2 separate regions of the Homo sapiens genome follow, and region 2 is linked to region 1. Evidence: chromatin loops called from intact Hi-C (ENCODE). Cell type or tissue: Caco-2. All regions are shown on one strand. Links, peaks and the distances in the headings refer to the core of each region. The heading gives the core; the rest is flanking DNA.

Region 1 (10,370 bases), core at 1,492-9,491:
TGGTTAAATTGTGCTCCCCCAAATTTATTGATCTTCTTTTAGTTTTAATTTTTTTTTTTTGAGACAGGGTCCCTCTCTGTCACCCAGGCTGGAATGCAGTGGCATGATACTGGCTTATTGCAGCCTTGAACGCTTGAACTCCTGGGCTCAAGTGATCTTCCCACCTCAGCCTCTCAAATAGCTGAGCATGAGCCAGTGTGCAGTTACATCCCCTTTCCCAAATGTACAAGTTGCAGTCCTAACCCCCGGTACCTCAGAATATAACCTCACTTGGAAAAAGGGTTGTTGCAAATATAATTATTCAAGTTAAATGAGAACTCTCTCCAGAACTGTGAGACAGTAAAGTTCTGTTGTTTCACCACCCAGTGTGTGATACTTGTTATAGCAGCTTTAGCAAAGTAATACAACATTGGAGAGTCATACCACTGCTGGCAGAGGGAAATACAAACGCCATTCAAGTGAAAGAAAATTATATCTTACTTTGCACTTACCTATTCATGCAAGCTGTTCTATTCTGGTTCTAATAGAAAGTAGAGTTCCATTTTAATAATTTTGGCAGTTAATTTTCTCTTCTTCCCAAAGACTGTTTGAACATCACAATGTTTTGATTTACAGCTCAAGAAACTCAAAACCACACGAGAAAACTCTTACTCATGCCACTATATATAGCCAGAGATGAGCACAGCATTAAAAATTGTAGCCACATGCACATAGAAGTTATTGTGTGTACAGAATGTTTCCTCCTGGATACAGGATTCAGCAGTTTCTCACCACTTAGGTTCTCCCTCCCAAGGCAACCTCAGCAGGTTCCACGAGGTTGTCTTGAAGATCAGATTTTGTTCAGTATGGTAGCAACTCTTAGAGTACATCTGCAGTTATTGATTAGTACAAAGAAAGGAAACTCAGGCATGTGAAAAATAATCTGGTTTTTCCAATAGTAAAGTAATGGGCATGTTTAATAGGCATAGAGCAATTCATAAAGAATCCATCACCCAAATTTTTGCATGGAGGACAAAAAGGTATTTGTATGTGTTTGTCATTTTTTTAAAAAATCATTTTCTTTTGAGTTAGCTCTTTGCTGTAAGGGATGTTGTTACCAAAGATGATTGTTAAGTCTGATTTGGGCAACTAAGCCCTAAGAGTTATAAGATAATTAAGTAATGGAGCATCATATGCAAATTAAGTAACTGAGCCGGGGAACAGGATTTTGATGATTTTTCTCCTGTTGCAAGTAGGGACAAAGTGAGTGAGCCAAGGCTTTGCTTCCTTGGGCAGTTTTTATGGTCCTTATTGAAAGAAAAGAAGAAATGTTCTTAAAACGGAAATCAGGAGGGAGAAAGAAAATCTGTTAAAGACAACTTGAAAAGGTGAACTAATAAGGTCCTTCTCATGATTGGCTCAATATCTGTTGGAGCTTTCATTATGAGAATCTTGGAGGAGGAACCTGAGAACTTTCAGGAGAGTTTCCTGCTACATTACATTTCATGTGCTTTGAAAATAATCAGGGATATGTATTATGTAGGAATTAAGCTAGGTTAGTCCAACACTTAGTAAAACCTGGTGAAGAATAATATATATTTGTTCCTTAAGTTGGTGATTTCCAAAATGGAATGTGCAAGACAATCCATTGGGACCTAGGAGGAAAATATTATTCATCTATGTATTTGGCAGGTACCTGGGTGCCTACTAAATGCTGTGCACTATCCTAGGAGCTAAGCACATAGCAGAAAACAACAACAGGTGAAAAATCTCTGCGCTCGGCTATTTTCCATTCAAATGGGAGGAATCAGACTATCAATATAAATATATGCTATATTTATTGGTGATAAGTGCTGTATCATTCAGGGTCTTGGGAAGAAACAGATGGCATGCTCAAAGTAAATGTCTGAGGAGAGTGCACGAAAAGCTATTTATAGAAAGCTAGGCAGAGTTTAAGAGAAACTAACAAGGAATGGTGAAGTCGTCTAGGGCCTTCTAATAATAGGGAACTATCTCCTCCAGGGCAAGAAGCGGTGGCCCAAATGAAGAGGAAGCAGTGATTGGTGGTAGGAGAAGGACACCCAATAGGAGGTGTGACCTTGGGAGAGGAAAACAGCCATTTCCCATCCATAGCCCTGCAAGGGTGGTTGCTGATGGAATAAACGTCCAGGCATCTCTCTTCTCACCCTCCAGTTCCCTGCGAGTGCCTCCTATTGGCCAAACCCAAAGAGAAGCCATAATTCAGGGGAGCCCAGTTGAATGTAATCCATGCAAATCAGCCTCCCAGGGCACAGAAAAGGACAGAGAAGGGGAAAGCAGTGTCTGCAAGGTAAACAGAGGAACCCAGCACAAGTGTTCTAGAGTAAAGAGGAGACAGAGGGTCAGAGGTAACACAGGAAGTCAGAGAAGCCCTTCTGAGATTGACCTTTGAGCAGCCCTGAAGTAGGTGAGAATATGAACCAAGTGGCTAGTGGACAGAGAGGCATCCAGTGCAGGGATGGTGAGACAGGGCATGTTTAGCAAGGCTAATGATCAGTAAGAAGGTCAGTGTGACTACAACTGAATGAGAGGGTGCTGGCTGATATTCAGTGTCTTGGAGGGTACCCAATACTAATTGTTCCTAATTGTACTAATAATTAGTATAACAGCATCCATATGTAATTTATGAATAAATATTCACATGGTGGCATTGCACGCAAATTTTTTTCCCCAACAGGGATATACTATCCAAAATTTTTGCAACTACTGCCTTAGACTGAGTTGCTTTAAGACATTGTAGTTAAGTGATCTTGTATAATGGCAGGCTGCACAGGGGCCACAAAGCTCTATAGTCCAATGTCCATCTTCACAGATTAAGATTAGCCCAAGGTTCCTCTATGGAACATCACCCTTAAGGCTAACCTTCTGTAGTTCCTGCTCAACATTTGCTTCCATACATCATACTCCCCTCCTGCTTTATAAGACTCTGAGGGCCAACTGTCTTAATAAGGAGTTCTGCGTTGGCTTACACGCTAAATGAACATTCTTTGGCGTGGAATCTTGGCCACAGTGAGAGACTAACCTCCTTGCCTGTGCCTTAGAGCCTCACCCACACAGCTCTAAGTGGAAATTTTGACAAAGGAATCAAAGTGTAGAAATTTCCAACATATGTGCAGATATTCAAACACTGTCATTTTCTGACAGGTACTTATGGCTTGATTGAAGGCAGAGGCACAGAGTTAAAATTAATTCATGAATGAGTTTGAAAATAGAAGTGTAAATGAGACCACAATTAAAGTTTTTACTAATTCTTCTTCCCAGCTGTAGACTTTTCTGTGAGTTGGTTTTAGTTATATTTAGTTAAAAAGTTAAATTTTAGATGCAGTAGCATGTGTGCCTTTGAATTACACATATTATATAAATGTTTTGGGTTTCAAATTGTGACAAAGACATAAATTGCATCTTAATTGTTTGATAGTTATTGCAATCCCAACTAAATATTGGGCAGAAGAAAAATCCTGCTGCCCCAATTACTTATGCTAAAGATATTCTCAAAGTTATTTAAATAGGAATAACAAAGTATTCTCATAGAGATCATAGTATCCGTTATTTTTAACTTCTTCATAATTTTATTTATTTTTCTTATATATGAAACAAATGCTTACTAATAAAAAATCACTGCTGTTATCACTCAATATATTATGGACATCTTTCTGGACAGTAATAGTGATCTATCATGTTCTTTTTAATAGATGCAGATTAATCATACATTTTTAGCATGTAAATATACCTTCAAAAATATATAATATCAGCAATTTAGCAAACATCTGTGTAACTCTGTTACAAGTAATAAGTTATGTCAATTAGGGCCCAGTGAAGAAAATAGAAACCATGCAATTATCTCAACTGTGATAATTTCATATAAAATAATTGTTTAATTGGATATTAGAGGGCTGGAAAGGCACACACATAAAAGACCCTGGTGCACCACAAAAAAGTCATAATAAAAGGAACCAACTACCACTTCAGGGACGGCAGAATAAGGAGAAGGGACTGGGAAAAGAATTTAGAAGCTGAGCATCGGAGAGCACAGAACTGGAGACTCATAGCAGGGCTTTCTCCACCTGCTGTTGAGGACTCTGGAGCTTGGAGGAGGCCCTTGCAGAACTGGAACCCAGTCCTCTGGGGAGCGTTGCAGCTGGTTGGTGTTGGTGTGTCCAAGGGGTTATGATGAGTCTTGTTCTAGGAATATGGGAGGGTAAATCTGAAGAGTGGAACCAAGTGCCAGGGCAATGACCCATCGCTGGAATAATGCCAACCGGAACAGGAGGCAAACAGGAAGAGCTCCAGCCTTCCAGTGTCTCTCTAGATTTCCTATGGGCAGAGCCTGCAGGAATGAGCTGACAAAGCAGAAATATGGCTTATTGAGCCCCTGCCCCAGCAATACAGGCGGAGTGTAGAAAAGTGGATTGAAAATGGAGAGAACCTCACAGGGGTGGCAGTCTTGTTGCTGAGTCCCAGCAGTAAAAGAAATTTCACTGTGTCTAAACTTGAGTTGAGCTCAGTTTCCTTGGCCTCCTTTACTTGAAGTCCTAAAGGATAATTAACCTTGACAACAACTAGCAAGTTGAAGATGGATCTGTTTGTTGAATGCCAAAGCCCCCAAGAATGAATCTAGATATGTGGGTTTGGTCTATCCCCAGCTACTTTTTCTTTTTCCTTGAATTTTTTGAGCCTTGCTGATATCTCTAGGATAGGCATGTTTCATATTCTCCTAAGAGGGGAACCTCACAACTGGACATATGTTGCTCCATGTTATTCTATAGGGCTTTGCAAGCAGAAGTGTTTGATAGTGCTCAGAGAGACTGATAAATATCCTCACAGCCACCTCCTGCATCATCTCAGGATTGTCAAGGTGTGCTAAGTGCACCATGGCCCCTGCACATGGTGCTACAAGAGGGGCTTGAAAGAAAGAGCAGAAAGTTTTAGTCAGAAAGAGGTAGTGACTTAATCTATGCTACAAAGTGCTGCATTGTTAAAACTTTGCATGTGTAGTTTCACCCTAGCTCCAACAGGACCTCTGTCTCACATTAAGAATTCAGATTATAGTGTCATATTAAAGTGAAGCTAAACATCTGTCTGTTTGCTGGGAGAATAATTTCCCTGAGTATAATGTGCCTTTACAATTGAGTAGAAATATTTGCACAGCACTAATATAGTCTGCAAAGAGACCGGCAAGGTCACATCTACACTGACAAGAACATATGCTGTGTTTACAAACCTCAGGTATGTGAACCTTTGTCGGATTTTATGAGGCTCTCCCATTCACTGTAGCCATTTGGGCTGCTCCTACCGGTCTTTTACAGTACACAAATAAAGGTGACTCAAAGTCTAGACAAGGTTTTTGGCTTTTTTTTTTTTTTTTTTTTTTTGCACATGAAGATGCATTCCAAAATCAAGATGTTGCATTGTAAAAAGTGCCTGAGGGCCTCTAAAGAGCAAGGTGGATTCTACATACAGAAATACTTAAATAATTACATTATAAAGGCCAAGTAGAAAAAGGTCTGTCATTTCTGAGACAATGGAAGCATTCATCATATTTTTGTTTTTACTGTTTTTCTCTCTGCTTATCAATATTTTATTTTTCAATTTAGATACCCTAATTGTGCTGACAGAAATGTGCGAATATATGAGAGCCAGAGCAAGTAAACAAGAATAAGAGAAAGGTCCAGCTGTGTGGTGTGGTAGCATTCACTCAGAATTTATGCCCAGGATACCTTAAAAATTCACTCCTCATTCATTCATCAAACAACGTATATTTCATTATCATACTATAAGCTACAAGGATTATTAAGACGCAAAAACATGCTTTCTGCTATTGTTATAAGACATGTTACAAATGGCAGAGACATTGGATAAAACAGAATTTTAGAGGAAGAAGAAAGTATCACTTAATGTAAGGAGCATTGAGGAAAATCCTCAAAGGAAGCAATACTTGAGTCCAGCCTTGGAAAATGAGTAAGATTTGAATGAGTAGGCATGCCAGGTGAGGGACATGGTGTGATGGAGAAAGGAAAGCACCAGGACACACTGGAAATGTCAGACTCTCATCCAGCCAGAGGCCAAGATGAGGAGCCACAGAAAACAGGTCCCACGGGATGGATTGCTGCCAGACAGCAAAGGGCAGTCAAAGCCAGACTAAAGGAGGTTCAGTGCACCAGTGGCAATGAGGAGCCATTGAGTGTTCTTAATCCCCAGAGATACTACAAGCATCTGATCAGTAGATTGAAGTAGTTAAACTAAATCAAGTTAATTAACATACGTCTTACCTCACACACTTATTTTTTTGTGGTGAAAACACTTAAAATCTGTTCTTAGCACTTTCCAAGTAGACAATGCATTGTTTTTAACTGTAATTACCATGTTAATAAAATAGATTTCTGGAACTTATTCCACTTAACTGAAATTTTATATCCTTTGACTAACATCTCCCCAATTGCTCCTCTTGTCCCAGCCCTGGTAACTACCATTCTGTTCTCTGCTTCTGTGAGTTCAACTATTTTAGAATCCACGTGTAAGTGAGATAATGCAGTATTTGTTTTCGGGGCCTGGCTTAGTTAATAAGCCGCCCCCCAGGTTCATCCATGTTGTCCCAAATGACAAGATTTCCTGTGATCTTTTTAGGATGGTTTGGTCATAGCCCTCATCTGGCCTGAATTTCTTAGCTAGCACAAATTTCTATCATCATTCCCACCTTTCCTAAGTGTGTTTTTGTTTATATCTGATCGTAAGTACCAATGAGCAGTTCAGACTGTGTGACTGTGAGAGGTGTAATCTTGCATGGGGAGCAGGAGAGCTAGACTGAAAGGGAGTGAGAAATGGAAATAGCCTACCTGATAAGGGAGTCGAGGGGAAGGAGGCTTAAAAGGCAGGTGACAAGGTGTGGAAGACCAATTTAGCCCACCTCAACATTTTGCAGAAGGCTAGCTCTACTAAGTGGTTTTATTCTGATACTTTGATGACAGTCCCAAGAAATGAGATTACTAATCCCCCTGTTAAGTGGTAGAACTGACTGATGTGGGAAAAGTAGGAGCAAACTCAGCTGACATCGGCTTACCTGGCACCTTCAGAAGGCCCACATAATGCAAGAGCCTCAGCCCCCTGGAGTTTTCTGTCCCTACCCCAGAACGAGTCCGTGTTGATTTAATCTGAATTTAGCATTAGATGACAAAATCGAATGTGTGCCATCGTTTTCGGTTTTTCTTCAATGAGACAGGAAAGCCTGTGGTCTCCCAGCAAGGATATTTACCCCACCCTTGATGGAGCCCCAGTCTCCCGGAAAGCTAATACTCTGAGCTCCAGGACCTCAGACCTCATGACACATAAAATGCCGTCTCTAAAACATCAATTGGCAGCTGAGCCCTCATTTGTTTCTTCCTCTGCAATTTTTCTTGAGATTGGAATGGATTCATCAGCCAATTAGGATGAAAACCAGCCAATTAACTAAATCCCTATTAGCTTCTCTTGTCCAAGGGCAGGGATGAAAAGGAGGAATTCTTGCTTGATATAGAGAAGTCTCCCAGGTCTTCTTTCTGACAACTGCTAAGTGTGACTGCCCTTTCTCTCCTTTCCTACAAGGGGAGGGTGTACCACCTGCATGTTATTCCTGGGTCTACCCGGATCATCCCAGTTGACCCAGAAATTCGGAAAGTGGGTGCAGAGAAGTAGAGTCTCTTTATCATTTCCTTGCTAATGAAAAGAGATGTGATAAGAAAATTAATCAGTTTAACAGAATATAATTCTCTGTAGTGTTAAAATCTGGCCCAAATAAGCAGTCTTATTTTTCAAATGTTTTAACTCTGAAAGTACTACCTCCTCATTGTAAATAGCTTGGAATATACATGTATGTTAATATTCACCTGTAATTTCACTATCCAGAGATAACATCTATCCACATTTTGGTTATTTTTTTGTCCCTCCAGTGCACATTGTTTTATATATTTGAGACTATATATAAAAATTTGCTGTATTGTTAAAATTTATGTTAATGATGGCACCAATATTCTTTATGTGAGTATACCTAATTTACTAAACCGTTCCCCTATTATTGTTGCACATTTAGATTGTTTTCAGTGTTTCATTATGATAAATTATGTTCTTGTTAATGTCTTTGTGCACAAATCATTTTTGGTTTTTAAATGCAGCTTATTGTTTCTTACGTGATGATAAGTTGCAGACTCTCTTCCCATAAGGTGAGGGTAGCCTGCAGAGGTAGGCCATTGAGGGGCAGGGTCTGGTTGCTGGCAGTGCCTGTTGGAGGCCACATACCGGTTAAAACTTCATGGCCCCATGTCTGATAAACATATTCTTAATTCCAGAAACAGGATAGTCCTGGTATATTCACTGATTTGGACCTTAGGCCTGACTGGTGATCATTAAAATAGCACAGGATGGTGAATAAGCCATTATGACCGTTCATTTTAAAATGTGGGAATTGGGAAATCCCCTTTCTATAACAGAACTATTCATGTCTGCCATCTAAGACATTCTTTTTCTTTCTTGGGATTAGAACACTTGGTAACCTCTATCCAAAGGTTGTTTGGTGGACGAAGAATTAGAACAAAAGGTGGAGAAAATTGAGAGCAATGGTGGGTCCCAGTGAAATTTTACTAACCCCACCAGGAGATACTGTTCTGTAACTCTCTCAAGGGGCAGGGCAGGAGGCAACATTTGAATGTTTGTTTCTCTGTTCCATACTTTCTTATTGACCCTTTAGTCGATGTGTTTTTCCCTTTAGGCCTGTCATTGTTAAGGTCATGTTGCTGACCTTGTAAAGCTGAGAAAAACCTGCTTTCTTCCAATAAATGTTAATTTCATCAGCTGGTTTCTCCTATTATCATGACCTATGGACAATTGCATGGGAAGTAGCTGGGCTGCTTGTTAAATAATGCAAATCTCTGGATCCCGCCATAGACTTATTTAATCAGAGTCTCTGGTTTGAGTCCCAGATCATGCTTGCAACAAGCACTCCATGCATAGGAAAGTAAGGAAGGATGCTCCAGGCAGTGCAGCCACTGCAGGCAAAGGCTTGTTGGTGGAACTGCCAGGAGCCCCGAAAGGCTGGGCATACATTTGGGTACAAGGTGTTGAGGAGTGCCAGAAATTCACTAAATCTATTTTCCTGCTAGAGTCATTTTGAATACAAGAGATTTTCTTTAAAAACCCTTTAGAGATATTTACTTTTGGTCAGTCACCTTTTATAGGCCCAGGCCCTGTAATTAGGTCTTGTGCCATATCAGAGTTCCTGATCTTGAAGAACTTGCATCTATTTAGGAAATGCATTTTTAAGACAATGAACAATATAGCCATGCATAATTAAGTAGGAATCCTCTAGCACCTAACCAGCTTCTCTAGAAATCCAGAGTGATGATTTCAATAGTAAAGGATGACTTAATGGAGGGATTAGTATTTAAATTAGGGGTGCTAAGAGGTATAGAATTTGACTATGGGGTGTAGAAAGTGGAAAGAATAATTAAAGCAAAAGCACAAAAGTAAGCATGAGCATATTGTGTTATTGGGGGTATTGAAATGAAGTAGAATAATTCTCCACTCATTCTACAAATTATATTGTAAGATCATAGTATGACAAGGACGGGAGAGAAAATGGTATGCAAAGCAGACACTTGGTCCTGCCCTCTCTCATGCATCCATCCATGCATCCATCCACCCACTCAATAAGTAGTTGTTGAGTATCTACATTGTGTCAAGTATTGGAATGGAAACTGGCAACATGGTGGTAGCATCAAATCAGAACTCCAGGGCTGCAAGGGAACACAGGTCTAGAGTAACATCATCCTTACATTGCTGTGCACTAAATTCTGTTGTGGACCATGGACCTAGCCCAATTTTTAGTCCTGGTTCTTCCTTGTCTGCCAAGCTCTCATGTCATTTGTAAAAGGGAACTTTAGTAAGATACTGTAGTAAAAACTAAGGCACCTGGCAGTGGGAACCTGCATTAGGCTACTAGTAGCTAGGTTCAATATTCAAAGCATTCAAAGCTATCACCCAGATTTGATCATGGTAAGATTTGGGAGATGACAGATATATATATATATATAATGCCTGCAAGATTTCCTTCCTGGCTAATAGGAAGTGTAATTATACAAAAGTCTAACAGGAAAGTTAAGAGGACAAGTGAAATGTGTTGGTCAAGACACTATATCATAGAAGCAAAATCTAGCACCTCGATAAAAAATACATTGCACATTTATTGGACAATGAATCCTAGTGCAAAATCATTAAAACACCAACGGATTATATATGTGGTTTCGTTCCATCTTTGGTGACCAGTTGTGTTGTGTTTGGGTTCCAAGACTCAGTGGCAGCATGAAGATTATTTCTCCTGATGTCTC
Region 2 (10,370 bases), core at 1,135-9,134, 160 kb before region 1:
CTGTCACTTACATGCTTGGAAACATGTCACAGTGAATGGTGAAACATTATTAATTCCTTTTGCCTTCAAAGAATAATTCATGCACTTACAAGTATAATCTGCATCACAATGAAATATTTGGATGTAAGCGTAGGTGTAATTAGCACCAGAAAATCTCTGAAACAAGAGAAGCAAGAAAATTTACAGTTAAGTGAGCGTCATACATAATCAGTGTGCCTGGGAATTTAGGGGTGTGCTACAACCTTGTGTAGTCTTGGCAATTCTGAGGGCCAGTGAAGGGGAGGAATGTGACAGCTGTCTCCAAAGATTTTGAATATGCGGATGAGACAAAAGCTATTCATGCTGGCTTTGCACAGTCTATGCAATTTAGATTCTTCAATTTAGTTCAACTATTTATTGAGTCCCTGTCATGTCAAAAGCTCATATTTGGACATAGAATGATACAAATATAATAATAGTGTAGTGGGTGTTTCTGGTGCCTTTCCCAGATCTCCCTTACATGGTTGCTGTGAGTATAGGTTACTGTCAGCTCACAACTGCCCTATTCTTCGTGGAACTGTCCTTGGCCATGGGAGCTGCTTGGCCATGGAGGATACGTCCTTCTGTGCCCACAAAGGAAGGCAGCCTATAGCCAGTAACCAATGGATATGGAGGGTTTGAATGGGGGGAGGATAGAAATGGCTGGACCCATCCCAAGAGGGAACCAACCTTTTGGTGCAATTTATGCTTCAGACCTCCCTGTGGGATCAGGCTGAAGCTAGAGTTCAGCTTAGCTCCTCCCCCGACTCTGTCTTACTTCCCTAACTCCTTTCTTTCTGAGACCTCTCCTTCAGGTAAATCGCAGACACCCAAATCTCCATCTCAAATATTAACTCTAGAGAGCCCAACCTAGGATACAGTGGTATTATTTATCACATCAATTGCTAGGGGCAAGCATTGGCTAAGCCATTTGCATAAATGTCATTGGATACTTACAATAACTGTTTTCCTATTGGAATTGAGGCTCAGAGAGGTTAAGGGCCCAAAGCCCTACAGTTAGTAAAGTTGGCCTTCCAGGATAGGTCTGTGAGACTCCAGAGGACTCATTTTATCCTGCTGTCTGAGTTAAGTAAGGCACGTGATCATACCTGCTCCCTACCCACAGGAACTTACAGTTTAACAGGCAGAGAAAGCAAATGAAAAGCTATTATCAGAGAATGGAAGAAAGGTTATGGGGATCCAGGGGAGGGAGAGCTAGCATTCAGTTGGAAAACATGACTGTAGAGATTTTATCACATGCTTATACAGAGACCATGCTGATCTGTCAATTTTTTCAGCTGGACTCATGCCGGTGTCTAGTCTGGGGTATTTTATGCTTTGTGTTTGCAGAATAGTCATGCGGATGAGATTAGGAGGGTATGAGCATGCACAGTTATATAAGCTCCTCATACACCTGTTGCAGATAAAACTTCTGTGATCATGATGCCAGAGGATGCATGGGATGTGATGCCTCTAGATTCCAGAGATAATAGGAACAGGGTCTCAAATTCTTTAAGTCAGAAAGGAACATGATTCTTCTTTGCTATTGCCTTCTCTGAAATTGACTGCCTGAAAGTCATGAAACACACTGTCAATGCTCCTGTTCCTATCTTTTGGACCACTGATCTAAGATAGTAATAGTGGAGATGGAGAGAATAATGGAATGTGAGACCTATTTTTGAACTAGACCTGATAGATTTTAAAGACTTGCTCATGGGATTGAATGTGACTTGCATTAAACTCCCTCTCTATTAATTTCCAGTCCCTAGAAACTAATAGCCACTATTTTGTCTACAGTCCTCAGAGAGAACACAATGTAATCTGCATTAATCTGCAATAGTTTATTCCCCAACCAGGAAATGATCTGGGGAAAGATTACAGCCTTCTACGATGTTTCCCACACAGTGCCTTGTTCTGGAAGGTACTCACACTGAATAGAACTCTTGCTTTGGAAAAGTTAGTGCAGAATCAAACTCAAACATTTCTTCTCTCTACTCTATTGCTTTGGTTTTCCCCTGGAAATATGTGGTTTATTTTGTTTTTTGTCCCTTCGGAAAAGAAGATACACATGTATGCATCCATACAGCCCTAGCATCCTTAGAAGGACTTGAATGTTTTCTCCGAAAATCTCTTAGAGCAAAATTTTAAATATCAGAAAATAGTACTATTATCTGTGGGATTTGGTCTTTGTAGGGAAGATACATAATCTTCTTAATTATCATCTACAACATGAGTGTAATGCCCCTATGACTCCCTTCCTAGTATTGGTTTTGTTGCTGTTGTAATAAACTTACAGATTAATTTGGGGAGAATTGATGGCTTTATTATGTTGAGTCCTCCAATCCATGAACCTAGTAGGGATGTCTCCATTTATTGAGGTCTCTTTGATTTCTTTCATCAGCAATTTGTAATTTAATATACAGATCCTGTGTTTTTCACTTTTTTTTAAAAAAAGTTTGTACTTCAGTATTTTATTTTATTTCTCCATAACTTGTTGGGGTACAGTTGGTGTTTGATTACATGGGTAAGTTCTTTAGTGGTGATTTGTGAGATTTTGGTGAACCCATCACTGAGCAGTATACACTGCACCATATTTGTTATCTTTTATCCCTTGCGCCCTCCCACTCTTCCCCCGAAGTCCTCAAATCTCATTGCATCATTCTTTTTTTTTTTTTTTTTTTTTTTTTTTTTGAGACGGAGTCTCCCCCTGTCACCCAGGCTGGAGTGCAATGGCTCAATCTTTGCTCACTGCAACCTCCACCTCCCAGGTTCAAGCGATTCTCCTGCCTCAGCATCCTAAGTAACTGGGATTACAGGCACACACCACCACGCCCAGCTAATTTTTTTTGTATTTTTAGTAGAGACGGGGTTTCAGCATGTTGGTCAGGCTGGTCTCGAACTCCTGACCTCGTGATTCGCCTGCCTTGGCCTTCCGAAGTGCTGGGATTACAGGCGTGAGCCACTGCGCCTGGCCCATGGCATCATTCTTATGTCTTTGCATCCTCACAGCTTATTTCCCACATATCAGTGAGGACATACAATGTTTGGTTTTTGATTCCTGAGTTACTTCACTTAGAGTAATAGTCTCCAGTCTCATCCAGGTTATTGCAAGTGCTGTTAATTCATTCCTTTTATGGCTGGGTAGTATTCCATCATATACATATTATATATATATATATATATATATATATATATAAAAAATATATATATAAAAATATATTAAAAATATATATATACACCTAATATTGATTTTTAAAAAGCAAATACAATTATTCATTTCAAAGTGCCTGATAGAATAGTGCCTGGCTTATTCTTATAATAGAATAAGTGCGTGGCTAATTAAATGCAAGGACGTTTTATTTTTAAAAACAAATTCCTTTCTTGAAACTTGGTAAATTTTCCCTAGGCCAGATTATTGCTAAGTCAATCAATTTTACATTGTTGTATGTGGCATTTTCTGCTTTTTCTCATAGTAGAAAAGAAGTTCTTCCAGCATTGCCTTGCTCTGACTTTCTTAAATGCTCTTAATGTTTGTTGCAAGGATGGAGGATTACACTGTGCTCACCCTACCTGAGCAAATGTCTTCTTTGAACTGTGTCTAGGGACTGGGTAATCCACCAAAATGATGGAAGCAAAAGGTTGCCGATCACATTGCAGATCTGCTTTGTGGAGGGAAGTAGAGCAGCTTTTAAAAAATGTTTCTGCTTAGGGACTCAGAGCCAGCTTTTCTCCCTTGGACTTGAAGGGCCTCATCATTTTATTTTCCCCCCCAAATTATAAGAATCTGCAATAAATCTCCATCTAGAATCTGGTGTTGGATTTTTTTCTCTCCTATGTTCTAGATAATAAAAATGTTACAGTTTATTCAAACTGTTCATGTGGAGACAATAGTTTCAGCTACAAGTATGGGGAGCTTTGTGAGGAATAAATCCTATGTTTTCTAGAAAATTGTCATAGGAAAAAAGAAAAAATAACCTTTTAAAGGGGTTTTAAGAGGAATTATCTTTCCGAAAATTCCTCCCTGTCACTTATATGTGCTCGAGGTTAGTATGAATTGAGTCCTAACATATTGGAATTCAAAGGAACCCTGGAGATTTCATACCCTCCTTATTCACTTTATAGCAAGAGTAAAAGGGAATCAGAACTAAATCTCAAATTAGGACTCGATCGCAGGGCACCTGGCTTCTAACATGGGGTGCAGTCCCTACCGCCCCAGCTTGAGAGATTAAAAAGGGGCCTTGTGCCTGTCCTACCTCAACCTTCTCCTTTCATAGATGAGAGGGTAGGCCCATGTGAACTCAGATCTTCTGGCTCCTGGTCATGGTTCTTCTTAAATTATCAAATATATGGAATCGAAAGATCTTTCAGGAAGCAGAATATTCAAAAACAGAGTAGACAATTTGGGGTTTTATATACAGGAGTCTCCCCACCGTACTCATAATTGACCTTGAAAAAGTATGTTTGACTTGAAAAGGCCAATACTTTCTAAAAATAGCTGTAGTTTTTGTAGGATAGGTCAAAAACAGGCATGTACTCCAGCATGTGGCCAGTAGAGGGCGATCAAGTTAATACAATCTGAGCCGTGGGCTTTCAATTAATGCATGGAAGTGAATAAATAAAACAAAGAACCAAGTTAGTCTAAATGTTTTAAAACAAACCCTGTAATCAATATCTGCTAAATGGAGGAAACCAATTTTTCTTTATCTACTGTAGTCATTTACCAAGGAGTATTACAGAGTTGTAGCATAGCCTGTTACAGTTCCTTAATTAAGCCCTAGAAATCCAGGCAGCTTGCTATTCCATCATTGTCAGGGCTCTTGGTGGCCATCAGGTGGAAGACAGGCATGGAACTTGACATGTGTTTTTGTAGCACTTATAGCATTTTCATATTAACAACAACGAAAAGCTATACTCTTCCAGAGTGAAAGAACCTCTTATCAAATGTGATGGGGAGTAGCTCTTAACTCATTTCTCACACCTCCCTTTTCCTCCCTATTCAATTTTCAAGGACTCAGCAATAAACAAATCAGCGGTGGAGGATTCCACCTCCCTGGCTCACTCCACTTCCAGCATAAATCAGTTCTGCTCTTGATTAGAGCCATGGGCGGGTTGCAGCATTTGGAAACGGAATGAATGGCCCCGTGGTCAGGAAGACTTTCACGATCTTGAGTCACAGGCAAAATCAGTGTGGAGGGTGAAGGCAAGTGGAAATTCCCTAGTAATCCATTCGTTTGTGCATTTAGAAAACTTTCCTTAAACCCGTGATGCGGGCCAGCCCCTATAGCAAAATCTAAGAAATAAGCACAAGAAAGATCTTTGGCTTTACTTAGGAGCCAAGCTGGGTATTTTCTTGGACAGGAAATGTATTAAGAATACTCCAGAATTATCAACTTTTATTGAAAATTGACTATTATGTGCAATTATAACAGCTGGCATTTACTGAGCATTTACTATGTACTAGGGCTCTACTAAACACTTTTCATGCAATATTTCATTGAATCCTCATGACTTACTTCTTTTATGCTGTTTATAATCTCCTGATGCACAAAGGTGTTAAGTAGCCCAAAGTCACAGGCCTGGAGATGAGTCACTATGTCTCATATACACACACACATAAAATGCTAATCCACAATAAGGAAGGGCTCAATAAATGCTTTAGCATGTTAATAAGGTATCACTTAGTGGGACTTGCTGTATGTCATACAGTATGCTAACTTATTTCCATCTTACTTAATCCCCATGAACACTTCTGTGGAAGGTACTGTTATTATTGTCATTTTGTAGGTGAAGAAGCGGGTAAGAACCTTGCTCAAAGTAATATGGTAGTGAGTGCAAGAATAAGGATTTGAGGCCAGGTGTGGTGGCTCACGCACTTTGGGAGGCCAGGGCGGGCAGATCACGAGGTCAGGAGATTGAGACCATCCTGGCTAACACGGTGAAACCCCCTCTCTACTAAAAAATACAAAAAATTAGCCGGGTGTGGTGGCAGGCGCCTGTAGTCCCAGCTATTCGGGAAGCTGAGGCAGGACAATTGTGTGAACCCGGGAGGCGGAGCTTGCACTGAGCCGAGATTGTGCCACTGCACTCCAGCCTGGGCGACAGAGCCAAGACTCCATTTCAAAAAAAAAAAACAAAAAAACATGAGGATTTGAACCTGGGTCTGATTTCAGAGCTGGAGAGTTTAATAGGAAGCCAGTGGGTTTTGAAGCTTTAATGCATGTAGGAATCATCTGGGAGCTTGAATACAGATTCCCTGAGCCCGGGCCAGTGATTGGACCCTAATCATCTTACAAATCACCTGAGAAGCTTTTTAAAATTACCCATGTTGCCCTACCCCAGCCTAATGGAACCAGAATCCCTGGAAGCTGAGCGTCTAGACTTCAGGTGAGTCTAAAGTGCAGCTAGGCTGATCTTTCATCAGTCTGGGTGGCTCTCAGGAACCCCTTATTTTTTTGTAAGTACTCCAGCAAGAAAAGTTGCCTAAGCTCTACTGTTAATTAATCTAAGCTTTATCTAACCTACTGGGAGAAAAGAAATGGTTGTCATCCGTGCAGCAAATGATGAATCGACGGAAAGCCCTAGCAGGGCCAAGACTAGCGAGAGGCACCCAGGGCCCACAATTCAAGGAGTCAGTGCTTAGGACTTGGGAGAGGGTGAATGCCTCTTTAAGTCAGTACCCTCAGTGCTTCACTTGTTGTGCCGTGGAGTCCAGCACCTGGGAAACATTCCAGGAAGGCACCAAGAGAGGAGGAGAAGGAGGTAAGGTTGGAGATTTCAAAGAGGGTTGGATCTAGGGGTGGGAGAATGGATGCTTTGACAAAGTTCTCCCAGTAGTTATTGTTGTTTGTGCCCTCGTTTGAGAAAGACAGCTAAGAACAAGGCAGGAGGGCCAGGCACAGTGGCTCAAACCTATAATGCCAGCATTTTGGGAAGCTGAGGCAGGCGGGTTGCTTGAGCTCAGGAATTCAAGACCAGCCTGGGCAACATGACGAAAGCCAGTCTCCACAAATAAATGCAAGAATTAGCTGGGCATGGTGACGCATACCTGTAGTCCCAGCTAGCTACTCGGGAGGCTGAGGTAGGAGGGTTGGCTTGAACCCGGGAGGCCAAGGTTGCAGTGAGCAGAGATTGTGCCACTGCACTTCAGCCTAGGTGACAGAGCCAGAACCAGACACTGTCTCAGAGAAGAAAAAAAAAAAAAAGGCAGGAGGTGTGATGAGGGACCCCACCCTCCTTTGTATGGGAGCCAAAGGAGGAAGGAGCAGGTGCTGATTGCCTAACAGATGTCCTTATATTATCTTAAGTCCATTAGACTTGTGAGGCAGGTATTATTAATTTTTTAATTATCCTCATTTTATGGATCGCAAATGGAATCTCAGTAAAGTATGGTCATTGGCCCAAGGCCACAGAACTTTAGGTTCTGCAGAGCTGGGGTTTGAACCTAGATCAGTCTGGCTCCAAAGCCCGAGCTTGCTTCACTATATCAGTCTGCCCATGTGGAAACATCTAAGGTGTGAGGCAGCGCCCATGCCAGTGTGAAGTCATGTCATCCACCTAACCACCCAAGTGCTGGGGGGACTGCCTCTTGCGGTAAGGAGAAACTTGGGCTATGAACTTGAAACAAATGAGAGCCTTGGAAGAAGAAATGCGATGAACTGCACCCTTCATTTTGTGTATATGAATCACCAACAGTAGTTCCCAGCTTTGTGACTAAAGACAAACGTCAATGCCAAAATCACCCTAGTTCATCCTAGCTGCAGCATCAAACAGTCATGGCCACCTAATCCAGTAGGGAAGCTAGCAAATGTTGAGTTTCCCTAATTTAAGGGTCAGCAGTCTCGGGCACAGGCACAGACTACTGAGTTGCTCTGATTAGGAGGGAGCTTACCCAGACTCACTCTTCAGCAAGATTGACCAGCTCCCTGTGGGGGAGCAAGAATGAGATTCAGGTGACAAGCAATGGTATAAAAATGATGTGTGAACAAGTGCAAACTTGCCTCTCTGGCCTTAGAAGTCACTGTGGATTGTGCTGTGGACGACTGGGAGAGTGACTGGCAGGGAGTTGATCCTGGAGCAAGTGCCAGAGCTTGTGGTCACTGAAAAGCCTTAATTATCTAACCACAGGTGGTTCCCAAAGAAAGAAAACAATAACGCTATCCTCCTGCGCTAAATAGTGGAGAAGTCTTACTTAGGGCTGTGTACAAAAATTACCAGGGAAGATGGTTTTACAAAACACAGGTGCTGGGTATAACCCTCAGACTCTGATTCAAAAGATCTAGTGACGTTCTTTGTAGTTTCAAAATCTCCAGGTTATTCTCATGATTACCTTAGGCTGAGACAATTCTAAAAGTGTAAACCCAAGGACAACAAAAAGAAGTGAGAAGTGCGTGCACATAGCAGGAAAAAAAAAATCTAATACATGAAAGCCCTTGAGGATGTATATGCATGTCAACAGTAAGTGACTTCCGTAGAGGGTGAAGGGTACATAAGAATATATGTGGGATGACATGAATTTTGGACCTTTTGTAAGGTTTAAACACTAAGAATGAAACATCATTCTTAGTAATGAGGTTGAGGAAAATTTTATTTACATTCTTGAGAAGAATACTGTTAAAAGATAAACTGAGGCACAATAAAATTGTATAGAGTTTATTCGGGCAAACAGTGACTCATGAATCAGGCAGCAAGTGGTTCAGGGTTCCACTGAAGAAGCCCAAGAGGGAGGCTTTTATAGTGAACACAGAAGCAAGGCAAGGAAGATATCTGATTGGTTTGGGTTATGTAGTTGCCTCGTTTTGTCTGTCCTACTGGAAAGCTTCTAGTTACATAACTCTGTGTTAGATGGCAGCTTTTGATTGGTTCAGTTAAAGTTCCATGTTTCTTAATGTTGGCATTTATAAGAAATAGCTCAAGTTAAGTTCCACTTGTGGTTGCGATTCAAACAAGTTTAAGGTCACTTTCAAGGCCTATCTCTGTCTTCTCTAGAATTTTTCATGCCTGGTCTCCATTTTAGTTTATTTTAACAACATTGCATTTGCTTGAAATAATCGCTCAGCAAAGTTGTTTACTAAGGAGATGAGAAAAGGTAGAGACCTCAAGGACATGTTTGAGTAAACAAAGATGTTCCACAAACAGCCTTCTAAGGAGGCCGGCCAGAATTCTCTGGAGGAGTCTCTGTTTTCCTGAGAATCTTGGTGTTTAGGTTGGCAAGTTAAAAGCTGAGAGAGTGTTATAGGGAGTTAGAATACATGGGAAAGTAATTTGAAATTCCACAAGTGGAGGGGACAGGATTCAGGAAAGCAGAGCTGCTGGTGTCAGGGTGGCTAAGGAGGGACTTTGGAGAGCAACAATGTCTGTGGATTTTAAATTTTAGTGGAAACAATATGCACTCCAAAATATCCTTTACAATGACTCAATCACTCTTCAGTATGGAAGACCAAGGAAAAAGTGAACAGAAGAGAAAGAGAAAAAAAATGGAAGGAAAGAAAAAAGGGAGGGAGAAATTTATTAATTTAGGTGTTCATTATTTACCTTTGAATATTTCTATTTAAACCCTATGCTATATATGTTTAAGTTGATTTTATCTATACCCTAGGAATAGCTAACATTTGAAGTGCCCTTGAGAAGAATACACACCCCAGAGGGTAGCACTGAAGAGAAACTTATTAGTAGTCAACCGTTCAATGGCAGCCAAGACAAGTGATCAACTCTCCTTACCTAAATCTCTACCTAGAGACTTTGTTGGTTAACATAAGAAATATTATAATTTTTTATTGGTGAAATGGATGGTCTTCAAGACATGTGGATTGGTCAAAAGCATCACACAGGAACAGCTGCCCTTGAATAAATAAGGTATGAGGATCTAGCAAGTCCAAAAGCTGTATGCTCCTTTCTAGTGGTGGCCCTCGCTTAGGGATCCATTTAATAATTCTTATGACCTGCCACTTAACAGAGAATTTGTTTGGCTGATTTTAACTGGAATACTGGCTGAATTCTGCTGCTGACATGATGTCACATTTGCCTCAAGTAATCTTTTCATACAAGGGTCCTTTTGAAAGTGTCTTAACAGAGATGGTGCTTCGCCATCTCATATGAGAAAAAAAATTGTGTACATGCTCATGAATAAAAGGATGTATGTGTTGCAGAAATTAGTCAGATACATGTTTTCATTGCAGCATCTCACCTAGTGGCTGGGTTGGGAGAAGGGGACTTAGCTCTCACTTGCATCTCATTACTGGAGGCCATCAACATGTACCCAAAAAAATCCTGCCAGCAGGGAATGGTGGCATCAGCTTACATTATTCTCAGGGTTGTCGAGACTAGAATTCTTGGGGGAATATGTGAAGGTCTGA

The links. A loop is a pair of places that touch in the nucleus more often than their neighbours do. Peaks named below come from ENCODE experiments on the same cell type or tissue, not always from the same donor. Only the 100,000 strongest peaks of a DNase experiment are listed, where the experiment ranks them.
Region 2: it touches region 1 in a loop (2.6-fold over the local background); 2 of 110 quality-filtered maps call a loop at or near these places.

Annotation. Positions count from the first base shown.
Region 1 is chr17:51,942,245-51,952,614 of GRCh38, reverse strand. The region is part of intron 2 of CA10 (carbonic anhydrase 10); the gene reads left to right. Among named protein-coding and RNA genes, the nearest start is that of CA10, 210 kb to the left of the region's middle. In Caco-2, for the core only: no CTCF peak of the experiment used is centred there; a DNase peak (open chromatin) is centred at 5,264.
Region 2 is chr17:52,101,039-52,111,408 of GRCh38, reverse strand. All of the region lies in intron 1 of CA10 (carbonic anhydrase 10), which reads left to right. Among named protein-coding and RNA genes, the nearest start is that of CA10, 52 kb to the left of the region's middle. In Caco-2, for the core only: a CTCF peak has its summit at 4,547 (motif pointing right); no DNase peak of the experiment used is centred there.